2 separate regions of the Homo sapiens genome follow, and region 1 is linked to region 2. A link is a loop called in an ENCODE intact Hi-C map of the cell type or tissue named here. Cell type or tissue: heart right ventricle. All regions are shown on one strand. Links, peaks and the distances in the headings refer to the core of each region. The heading gives the core; the rest is flanking DNA.

Region 1 (6,043 bases), core at 1-5,000, 130 kb before region 2:
AACTGTAAGAAGTGGAGGTGTAAACAGACTGTAGCCTACCCTTGTGCCAATCACTGAGTTTTGGCCAATCAAATGTGGTCAACTGCTCGAACCAACTTCAAATAAGGCAAACACCAAGCTGTGACCAATCCAGCTGTTTCTGCACCTCACTTCCATCTTCCGTAAGTCACTTTCCTTTTTCTGTCCATAAATCTTCTTCCATCACATGACTGCACTGGAGTCTCTGAACCTACTCTGGCTCGGAAGGCTGCCCGATTCGCGAATTGTTCTGCCTGATTAGCGAATTGTTCTGCCTGATTAGCGAATTGTTCATTGCTCAATTAAACTTTTACATTTAATCTAGCTGAAGTGGTTTTTTGTTTTTGTTTTTGTTTTTTTTTAACAAGATGAACACAGCTCTGGTCACGTCGCTTGCATGCTGAAAAATATCTGATGGTTCCCCACTGTCTTCTAGAAAATCTTTTTCCATTCCTTTATGTTCTGAACATTCTACATGCAGGTAACTTACTCCTCTTCAAAAGCACACCTCTGGCCTTTGCCTAGGCTGTAATTTTTTCCTGAAATTCCCTTCCTCCTACTCACTTTCTGGTAAACTCCTACAAATTTCTCAAAACCCACCATGAATATCATTTCTTCTTTAAAGTTTTTCCTAATTGCCTCTGGTCCTTGAGCTCTCACAGCTCTTGTCAATACCCACGTCACAGGTTTATGTGTCTCGTCTTCCTTTCAACACTTTGTGCTTAGGGGTGGAGCCCATCTCCTCTCCTGTTTGTATGAACAGTGCTGGCACGTGTGAGAGAAGGAAAGAGTCGGGAGCGAGAGAGAGAGAGAGAGACTAGACAAAAGCTGACCTTTTTCTATGAGTTGTGAGCTGAGCAGGAGGGACCAGACAAGGGGCTACAAAGTTGTACCAGCCTTTTGGGCTAAGATGCTGTCTTCTAGAATAAGAGGACGATCTTAGGACTTCAAACTTCTACTTTCTAAAACATGGCTATTTTAATACTGGCTTCATTTTATTATCCTTTCCTCTTCTCTTTCCTTTTTTTTTTTTTTTGGTAATTATTTCCTTTTTTATCTATGTCAATCATTTTCACAAAAAGGTCCAGACTACCTGTGAGACCCAAATTCATACCATCATTAAGATTTCCATCACACCCTAAACCTAAAAGGTTTAGGATCAATAAAGATGTGAATAAATTCCTCAGCCTAGTCACACTTCAGGGTCAAATTTCATAAATGGAGGCAGCCACTCCTGGGAGGATACCACAATCCCAAACTGCAGATCAGAGCTGGCCCTATATAGCTTGGAGATTTCTTGGAGGATGGAATATTCAACAACTTTGGATAGAAAAAAAATTTGTTTGTTAAGATTGCTCTTTTTCCACTAAAAAATTATGGAATATTTATTATAAAATGTACAAAGGCAGAGAAGATAGTGTAATGAATACCTATCACCCACATACGTATCACCCAGCAAATTGATGGAACCAAATCTGATGTTGATAGGGCCCAGGAAAGCATCTGAGGGTGAACTTGACCTTTGAGGAGAAAAGTGCCTGGTGCAGGTGGTCCCTGGGCACCCTCCCTTCCAGCCTGCAGCTCAGAGGGGTACTCTTGCTGATGGAGATGACCACAGATGCCCAGTGCTAATCTGGGGGTAAATTGAGCCTGGCACCTTCAGTACAGAATGCTTATTGTTCCTTGCATTTAAAGGGGCTCTTTCCAGGATTCCTGGGTGATGGTGCATGATTCTAACAAGCAACAACAGAGGATGAACCCCCGGCCAGATTCAGAAAACCCCACGCCCCTTCCAGGCATCAGGATGTGACTGCAAGAGGAGGATGGGCAATGGGCTTTTCCCTCAGAAAAGGCGGCTCGCCCCCTCCTCGGGGTGTCTGCTCTAAAACAGAGGAACAGCTTCCTGCCAATTCTTCAGCATGATGGCTGAACTACTTCCTCACTCAGGGAAACAAAGTGTATCAAGGCGTTTGACTCGTGGGCATGATGATGCTTTTGAGCCCACAAGCAGCTGCTGAGCCCTAGCCTGAGCGCATGCGTGACAGGAGCACACACCTTGCTTCTCAGCACTGCTGTGCACCTGCTGGTGTGGAGCCAGCCGGGGCCACGAAGCACCAGATGGCACTGGAGCACTGGGCTCCCGCTGCCCAAGAACAGTGTCACCTTCACAAGGGACGAGGATAATAATAGCTAACATTTACCACATGCTCTCCACTTGCCAGGAGCAGTCCTAAGCACTTTCCCGACAACCCCATTGGGGAGGTGCCACTGTCCACCCCATCTTGCCATTGCGGAAACTGAGACCCTCAGGGCAAAGGAACTTGCCCAACAACTGCTGAGTGATGAGGTAGAGTCTGAACCAGATCGTCTGGCTCCAGAGCCCACGCTCTGGTAATGAGGCTGGGCCACCTTCATCATCCTGCTGAGAAGCCCTCTCTCTAACTGTGGGAGTCAAGAAGCTCCACCCCTAACCTCCACCCCTGGGCCTTCAGAACTTGCAGAGAACCCACTTCTCTTCTCTAGGAGTTGATGCACACCCCGATCCCTCAGTCTCCTTTTCCTCATCCCTGTATCCTGTAACACCTGGTTCTTCTTCTCCAGATGTACCCATGATGTCAGTTTCCGGTGTACCCCCCTGTGATATTTTATGCGTATACCAGCAGTATACACACACACATACATTACATACACATATACATACACGCACGTGAATATGTGTGGGTGTGTTCCTCTTTTTCCCTACTGTCCACATCAGAGTGGTCATGGAACTCTCCACACTCCTGGGGCCACTGCCCTTGCTCCCAGCCTCGGCACTTCCTCAACATGCTAAGTTGGGAACCCACAGAGTCCCAGAGCTCCTGGCACACTGCCCCTTCTGCTGTTGCCCACTCATAGCCTCCTCCCTACAGTTATCCACCCTTTCTGTGCTTCAGTTTTCCCATCTGCACAGTGGTGATAATGAGAGTACCGACCTCTCCAGGGTTGTTAGGAGGTTTAAATGGGTTTATATATGCAAAGTGCACACAAAAGTGCCTGCTACAGAATAAGCACTATCCATTGTAAAACACGGGCTTCTGGGCTGCGCGCAGTGGCTCACATCTATAATCCCAGCACTTTGGGAGGCCGAGGTGGGCGGATCACAAGGTCAGGAGATCGAGACCATCCTAGCTAACATGGTGAAACCCCTACTAAAAATACAAAAAATTAGCCGGGCATTGTGGCACATGCCTGTAGTCCCAGCTACTTGGGAGGCTGAGGCAGGAGAATCGTTTGAACCCGGGAGGCGGAGGTTGCAGTGAGCCAAGATCACGCCACTGCACTCTGGCCTGGGCAACAGAGCGAGACTCCGTCAAAAAAAACCAACAAAAACAGAAAAAACAGGCTTGTATAATTGCCTCACTGATCGTCGGAAACAGCGTGCTTTCAGAGATGTTCAAATGTGAAAAACTGTCTATCTTGGAGTTGCGGAAGTGTTGGCGATCTCCATGCTAGAGAGTCCACTGCACACTCCTGACCCCTAGCCTCCAGGGGGCCCTTCGTGCTGCCACTGCCCACACATTTCTCCCATCTCTTACACAGTTACTTCACACTCACTCCTCCTTAGCCCTCCAAGTCCTCCTCCTCCCTTCCTGCTCTCAGACAATCACCTTGTCTCCTACTTCACTGCGAAAAATGACACAATCAGAAGAGAGCTCCTTCCCACAGCATCTCACCTGCCAGCGTCCATGCGCCGTGGCCCAGCCTTTCCCTCCTGCTACTATGGGGACTGTGTGTGGTCCTAGCTGAGACCAACTCTTCCAGCTGAGCACTGCAGTCTCTCCCTCCTGCTTATTTCTCCTCTCCTATGACACAAACTACCTTCTCTTTTTTGAATTTTTTAAGTGCACAATTCAATCGTTTTTAGCGTATCACACTGTTGTGTAACTATTACCACACTCAATTTTAAAACCTCTTCATCACCCCAAAAAGAAAACCCAAACACATAGAGTCATTCCCCATGTCTCCCCCAACCTCCCCACAAGCCCAGTACTAACCACTAATCCACCTTCTTTCTCTATGGATTCACCTATTCTGGACATTTCATATCATTGGACTCATACCGTGTGTGGTCTTTTGTGTTTGGCTTCTTTCATTTAGCTTAAAGTTTTCAGGAGTTGCATGTTGCAATGTGTATCACTGCCTCATTCCTTTTTATGGCTGGATAATATCCCACTGTATGCATATACCACATTTTAAAAATTTATTCATCAGTTGATGGACATTGTGTTGTTTCTACTTTTTGGCTATAATACACAATGCTGCTATGAACATTTGTGTATAAGTTTTTGTGTGAACATGCTTTCAGTTCTCTTGGATATGTGCCTAGGAGTGGAATGGCTGGGTCATATGCTAACTCTGTTTAACCTTTTGAGGAACTGCCACGCTGTTTTCCAAAGCCATTATACCATTTCACATTCCCACCAGTGGTGTATGATGGATTATTTTTATCATATAAATTGTGAAATAACACCCTTGACCCCATGACCCTCTCCAGTTACCATCCCATTTCTCATTTCTCTGCTCCTGTATCGCAAAACTCCTGAGAATAACTGGTATCTATTACTTGTCTCCAATTCCTCGCTCCCATTTTCCCTTCAACCCATTATTATTAGATTTGTCCTCAGCACTCCACCCAAGTAGCCCTTGTTGAGGTCACTAGTGACCCCTCTGTTGCCAAGTGCCTCGGTCAATTCTCAGACCTCATCACCTGACCTCTCAGCAGCTTTGGACATGGCTGATTGTTCCCTCTTTCTTAAAACATTTTCTTCACTCTGCATCTAGAATGTCTGTTTGTCTGTCGGCCTGCCTGTCTCTCTCTCTGCTCCTATTCTTCGACCTCCCCGCCACCGCCCACCCACAGCTATCCCGCCCTCAGCCTCTAAACACCAGGGCCCCAGTGCTCAGCTCTCTTCTCTGTCTTTGTTCATTCTCTAGGTGATTGTGAACCAATCTGTGGCTTTAAATTCTCTCTGTTATCCCGCACTCCCAAATGTAGACCTCCACACCTGACCTCTAGATCCATACATCCAACTGCCTCCTCAGCATCTCCATGTGGAGATCTATTAGATATTTTAAGCCTGCCATGTCCAAAAGAGTACTCTTGATGTTCCCCACCAAATCTGTTCCCTCCACTGTCTTCCCCATCTCCATGAATGTCAATTCCATCCTTCCAACTGCTCATGTAAAGGGCCACAGTCATCCTTGACTCCTCTCTTCCTCTTACACCTCACAACCAATCCAACAGCAAACCCTTTTGACTCTGCTTCTGAAATGTATCTTCCATCGAACCAACTCTCATCACTCCCATTGCCATCACCTGGGCTCAAACCCCAGTCATCTCTCACCTGGAGGACCTCCTGACAGGTCTCCCTGTCCTGTCCTCATTCCCTCAGATTTTCTACAGAAGCCACTTAAGAGGCTTAGAATGATCGTCCTAAGAAGTCAGATCATGCTACTCCTCTGCTGAGAACTCTCGATGGCTCCCTTTTCACCAGAGTAAATGTCAAACTTCTTACCTTAACCACAGGACCCTCATGATCCGGCTGTACATTACTACCGACCATACGTCCTACCTCCTTCCCCTCCTATTCGAGCCACACTGGCCTCTTTGAATATGCCAGCCACAGCCAGTCTCAAGTCCTTTTCACACTCATTGTTCCCTCTGTTCAGGATGGAATGCATTACTTCTAAATATCCACATAGCCTGCTCCCTGGCCTCCTTCAGGTCTTCATTCATACGTCACTTCTCAGCAAGGCGTTCCTTGACGGTACTGTCCATAATTGCAACTCTTCTCACCGAATGCCCTAAACCTCCTTTCTCTGCTTTATTTTTCCCCTTGGCATCAACAGTTAATGACAATTCTTTATCTTATATTATCTGACAACATCTGTCTCCCTCCACCAGAACGTAAGCTCCATGAGGACCAGGAAGTCTGTCTGCTTTGTTCACTGCTGGATCCCGTGACTCGGAACAGTGCACGTAACA
Region 2 (5,915 bases), core at 1-5,000:
CCCATTTCATGACCCATATGAGATTTAAAAAGCCACAAAAACTGTGTGGCTCCAAAAGACATTTCTGTACAAAGACCTGAGTTCAAATGGCCAACCTGCCACTAATACACTCTGTGGCTGTGAGAAGCCCCTTCCTCTCCCCAGGCTGGCTCCTGGGCCTACAGCTGAAAGGATTTGCCTGCCCAGGCTTTATGGCCCTTGCAGCTTTGATAGTCCTGCATTCTCTTTTGCAGGTCAGAGGAGAGACAGGCCTCGACCACGCAGTTTCAGTGACTCAGGCTTCATGGGAGAGTAAGAATGTGAAAAATCCATCTCTCCCTAATTGAAATCTCAAGATACATATTTCCTGTCAGTCCTGGAAAGAAATAGCAGAAAATCCATCATCCACACATAAATTGTGTCAATTCCCTTGTCCTGTACAAGTTACTTTGGGGCACAGGGCCCATCAGTCACAGATGGGACTTCCCATCTCACAGCTGTGTGACCATCAGGAGTACACTGCTGCCTTCCACCCCTGCTGTCCCTAACCATGCTGGCACATCAAAAGGCCTGTCCTGAGGCTCAGCAGGTCCCAGGCCAGGCAGGCATGAACACAAGACCCAAAGAAGGGGAGATGCTCCCCAGAACATGTTTCCTTTACAAGTCAAGACCCCTTGGAGATTTAACAACCTACAAAACAACTGCCTACAGGTAAAATAAGAGCTTCCAGGAATTCTAAAAAGGAAACACTCCTTTCACCAGCATCAAAACACTAATATCTTCTCAGGCAGATGAAACCAGGGGTCTGGAGGCCAAAGTGGAGGCGCCAGGTGTCCACTGACACCTACTACAAAGATTTTCCTTGCTTTTCTCTCAGCCACAGGGGGCTCCTGGGCCCTCCAACACTTTTTCCCACCGTGAACCTGACTCCTGATGGTCTGCTTCCTAGGCTCTGAGTACTGAAGTTTCCCCTCAGTCCCAACCACCTGCCCCAGGGAGGACCTAGAGCAGCAGACCCCCTTGCTTTGACCTAGCCCCTCCCTCCATAGCACTGACACTGGTTTGGCTGAGGCCAGCTCAGTGATGTGATCCAGAGAAACCTGGGGCTCCTACTGAAATTACAGCAAACCCAGGGGTGCAGGACAATGTGTCAGTAAAGTAACCTAGTGCCCTGGAGTTGGGCTAGAGCAATCCCAGATTACTGTGGGGTTAACTTACACTGGATAAATGCCAACTCTCTCTCCTCTTCCCCCAGGATGGGAAAGGCAGGCAGCTTGACAAGGACAAGCGTTGACCAGCAATGCTAGCAGAAAAAACCACTTTCTAGACCTGGAGGAGATACGTAGAGGCCATATTTCCTGTAGACAAGCCAACGGGAATTATTTTTGCTTCTTTTTAATGTAAACAGAATACACAATCACATTAAAAACCCCAACATGACACAGAATACACACAGAATTATATATAGATATTTACAGGCCCTCGAAAGCCAAAAGGAAAAATGGCCCCTCTGGTTAAGGGAAGCTTCTCTTCCTACCTTGTCCCTGTCCAAAATCAAAGTGCTGAGGCAGCTGAAGGAGCCTCCGCAATTACTTCTGGATATAATGTAGCAGGAGGCTGGAATAACATCAGAAACACCCCACCCCCACCCCAGAGCACAACCAAGATACCGACTTTCTGGCCCTGGCCCTAATCCTAAACTCTCCTCCTTTGCAAGCTGACAAAGCAAGGATTTGTATGTCTCGAGAGGCATCAGCATGACCCCTGAAATTCAGATGCACGGCGGAGGGGTTCCCATCCCATTCCAGCTTTCCCAGCCTTGGGCTGATTGTGAAATGAGCCAAAACCAACCATATCCAAGAGAGGAGGGTGGGGGAAGTAAAGGAAGAATGGATCTCAGGCAGAGATGACTGCTTCGGAGCAGGACCCTGGGAACCAAGGGGAGGTCAAGCTGGGCTCACCCAAGCCCAGGACAGACTGCGGAAGACACAGTGGGGCTGTGCTGCCACCTGGTGGGGGATGGGAGCACTGCAGCAATGAACTAGGACAGTCCCACAGGTACCTTCAGATCATCTTTTCTCTCCATTTCAGTCCCCTAACCAACAGCCTCACTGCAGCAGCTCTTCCCAGGAAATGGGCTTGGAGAAGACCTCCCTTTCTAACCAGAGGTCATAGTTCATCTGAAAGTCCTCAGGGAGGTCCACCCGTTGGCCCAGGACACTCTGCAGGCAGTTGTCCACTGGCAGGAAGTCAGGGTTGCTGTGGGCCCGGTCATAGCGCCGGGCGTTGAAGCGTTCAATGTTGGCACGAAGGGCACACTCCTCTGCCTGGAAGTCCCAAGGCCGGGCATCAAGATCTGAGACAAAGCAGGAAGAAACACCGTTAGGAGCCATGCCCTGTAGCAGCTCCCCATGGATTCACTGGCCAGGAATATTGAGTGTCAACTAAGAGCAGGATACCTCCGAGCTCATCCTCAGAAAGATGCCAGGAATTCCTTCCTAGATCCAAAGGAGAGTCAAGTACAAGCAGAAAAGCCAGAGGTACTGAGAAAGAGGCTTATACTGTAGGGATTATGTAGACCCAGAGAGGGAGAACCATGTGTACAACACATTTCTCTCAAAGTGGCATTCTCCCTGGCTCTCTGGGGTCAGAGGGAGGAACCTGGAGATCTTCTCCTTTGCTCATTCTCTCTCAACTCCCCAACCAGGTACCGTGTGCCACTGTGGGCCTGCACACATTCACAGGGCATTGAGAGTACAGACACAGTCATTCAGCCATGGTGGTATATTCCAGAAACGCAACAACGCAGCAACACGCACACACAGAGCAGCCCAGGTGGGCAGGGGAGACACACTGTGGGCGAAAGAAGAGTGCCTGCAGAGGCCTAGTAGTGGGAACCACACGGCTATGTTCAGGGACTGAGCACTCCCTGTGCCTGGAGCTCTGGGTATGATGGAGGCTGGACTGACAGCCCGTAACAAGGTTGAAAAGGAAGCTGGGTCAGATTACAGAGGAGGAGAATGAAAAAGGACGAGGGAGCCTCACATGCCCTGCCTGAGTCTGAATCTAATTCTAAGGGAAATAGGAAGCTAATGAAGGATTTTACTCAGGGAGGTAACAGCACAGGATCTGCATGTTGAAAAGATTCACTAGGGGGCCGGGCGCAGTGGCTCACGCTTGTAATCCCAACACTCTGGGAGGCCGAGGCTGGTGGATCGCTTGAACCCAGGAGTTCAAGAACCCCCTGAGAAGGCTGGGCACAGTGGATCATGCCTGTAATCCCAGCACTTTGGGAGGCCGAGGTGGGTGCATCTCTTGAGGCCAGGAACTCGAGGCCAGCCTGGCTAACACAGTGAAACCCCATCTCTACAAAAAATACAAAAATTAGCTGGACATGGTGGCGTGCAGCTGTAGTCCCAGCTACTTGGGAGGCTGAGGGGGGAGAATCGCTTAAACCTGGGGGGCAGAGGTTGCAGTGAGCTGAGACTGTGCCACTGCAATCCAGCCTGGGCGACAGAATCTCTGTCTCAAAAGAAAAAAAAGACCACCCTGGGAAACATGGTGAAACCCTGTCTCTATAAAAAAGATACAATTAGGTGGGCACAGTGGCATGTGCCTGTGGTTCCAGCTACTCAGGAGGCTAAGGCAGGAGGATAGTTTGAGCCCAGGAGGCAGATGTTGTGGTGAGCCAGGATCGCACTCTAGCCTGGGCAACAGAGCGAGACCCTATCTTTAAAAAACATCAAAGTAAAAAAGGATCACTAGGGAAATCTGAGACACTGATGGAGGGGAAGAAATTAGAGGCAGGGAAGTCAGTCAAGAGCTGTAAGAGTTTAGGTGGCCAAAATGGGGATGAAAAGAGGGGACACAGTCTTATGACAATTTCTAGAAAAGGAATGACTTGGAGGTACAAGGAGAGATGGGGATGATCGCAGATGCCAAGGCTGGGTAGCTTCTCAAAGTCCTTCCTAGAGTGCCCATCCTGATGCTACAAAAGCAGGAGCTGGGCTCCTTCCTGTTCCTTGGGGGGAAGCTCAGGGCAGAGAAGTACCTGAGTACCACGGGCAGGGAGTGAAAGATGTCACTTTTCCCGACACACTCCCACCCAAATCTGGCTGAGTGCAGAGTCTCACCATTGCCGTATGCCCAGTCGTCGTTCAGCCGATGCCGCACCTTCTGGTAGATGGCAGACATGGTCTTCATGTTGCTCTTTCGCCACTGCCGCCCCAAGTATTTGGTCTGTACCTTGAGCAGCTTCAGCACATAGAGCTGCATCATGGCTTGTTTCACCTTTAGGGCCCGCTTCAAGATGGGGGCTGACTTGAACACCACCAGCATCTGGGAAGGGAAACAAGCAAGCAGCCCAAGTTGAAGACAAAAATAAATGCATACATCCCAGGTCACACTGCTGCTTAACCCTTTGGAAGTTACTGTCAGGGTGACAAACCATCCCAGTTTCCCTTGGACTGAAGAGTTTCCTGATACATAGGACTTTAAATGCTAAAACCAGTAGAGTTCCAGACAAACCAGGATGGTTGGTCACCCTAACTATGTGTCACTTTGGAATCTGAAGAAAGCTATGGATTCCTTCCAGAAACATTCCGGTGTACATGTACACACAGTTATCAGAGGATTCAAGGACCTCCCCACCCCAAAGGCATCCACAGACCCAGAGTTAAGGAAGATTCTCAGAACCCTGATTATGTTACCAATCAAGATTAAGACGACATGGAAAAAGTTCTTCTATAAATGTAGATTTGTTTCAGTGCATGACTGGGCCTCTTCCAGCTTCCAGTTCAATTCATCAAGGAACTGGGAATTGGCCCTTAAAATGCAAGGATACGGCTACAGCAAAGTTAAGTGAGAAGGCACAGTGAGCCCCACCCTGGGGACTCCCTGCTCCCAGCACTCTTCTTTGAGCTCCAAGTTCCAAGCCTGCTGACTACACTGACTCACTTACCATTGTCCTTGAATGCTTCCACTTTGTCAGCTTGTTCAAGATCCGAAGCAGATTGATACAAGAAAAGAGGTTCCTCCAGCAAAATTGGTTACTGTCACCTGCTTCCTGCAGGGTAAACCCAGGAACAATCAGCCCTCATGGCTGCAGTGTGTGCAGCAGTTTCCAAAAGTCCCTCACACATGATCTCAGGACAGCCGGGTCTCCAGGCCTCTACCAGGAATCCCCTGCTCTCAGAGCAGCCCCAGGACTCCATCCCAGAAGCTGGCAGGGGACTAGGGGAAGAGGGAGGCTCCCTAGACTTTTCCTGCAGGAAATATGAACCATGATACTGGGAGCTGTGGCCTTGGGCTGCCCCAGAGCTCCTACTGCCGAGTCCAGTGTTGAGGGAGAGAAGCCCTCTACTAGGTGAGCTCTGGATCAGCAGCCCCTGAAGACCACACTCCCTGACTAATCCCTAAATCCAAATCTCTCTGCTCTGCAAGAGCCCTCCTCCTGGCCCTTCTGTACACTTACAGTGCTTTAAAAGCCGGGCACTCCACAGTGATTTCACCTGCGGGAGACACCTCTATTCCTGCAGTGTTGGGGTAGGCAGGCTCTCTACCCACTGACCCTGGTGCCAAAAGGACAGCTGAGGAGAGCCCAGCCACTCACCAAACTCTCCGCCGTCAGCTCTGGCAGCTCATGCACCACGCAGTGAGGGTAATCCAGGACAGAAATGCTGCAGAGGGGAGAGGAACCAGATGCCCACCATGAGCAAAGGCCCAGGGCCTGGTGGAGCAGCCGTGCCTGAGCCAGCTCCCAGCTTTCCTCCCTCACTTGTTGGAGCAGAAGTAGGAATCTACCTGATGTGTCCCACCCCAGTTTCCCCACCTATAAGATGAGGAAATATCTGTTACAAGAGAACTTGTAAAGCACCCCTGTAGCCAGAGGCCAGCTTGTTGATCTTGTAAGGGGAAGAGACCCTCACAGCTTCCCC

Evidence for each region. Peaks named below come from ENCODE experiments on the same cell type or tissue, not always from the same donor. Only the 100,000 strongest peaks of a DNase experiment are listed, where the experiment ranks them.
Region 1: a loop joins it to region 2, with 3.0 times the contacts of the local background. A loop is called at or near these places in 3 of 110 quality-filtered maps.

What each region holds. Positions count from the first base shown.
Region 1 is chr1:110,181,457-110,187,499 of GRCh38, reverse strand. All of the region lies in intron 6 of SLC6A17 (solute carrier family 6 member 17), which reads right to left. Among named protein-coding and RNA genes, the nearest start is that of SLC6A17-AS1, 16 kb to the right of the region's middle. In heart right ventricle, for the core only: CTCF peaks have their summits at 1,958 and 2,158 (motif pointing right); no DNase peak of the experiment used is centred there; H3K27ac peaks cover 1,300 bases.
Region 2 is chr1:110,050,085-110,055,999 of GRCh38, reverse strand. STRIP1 (striatin interacting protein 1) reads right to left here. Exons shown (of 21, transcript NM_033088.4): 18 at 5,591-5,657; 19 at 4,940-5,044; 20 at 4,113-4,317; 21 at 1,359-2,335. The coding sequence ends at 2,088. Among named protein-coding and RNA genes, the nearest start is that of ALX3, 18 kb to the left of the region's middle. In heart right ventricle, for the core only: a CTCF peak has its summit at 1,995 (motif pointing left); a DNase peak (open chromatin) is centred at 1,999; H3K27ac peaks cover 1,177 bases.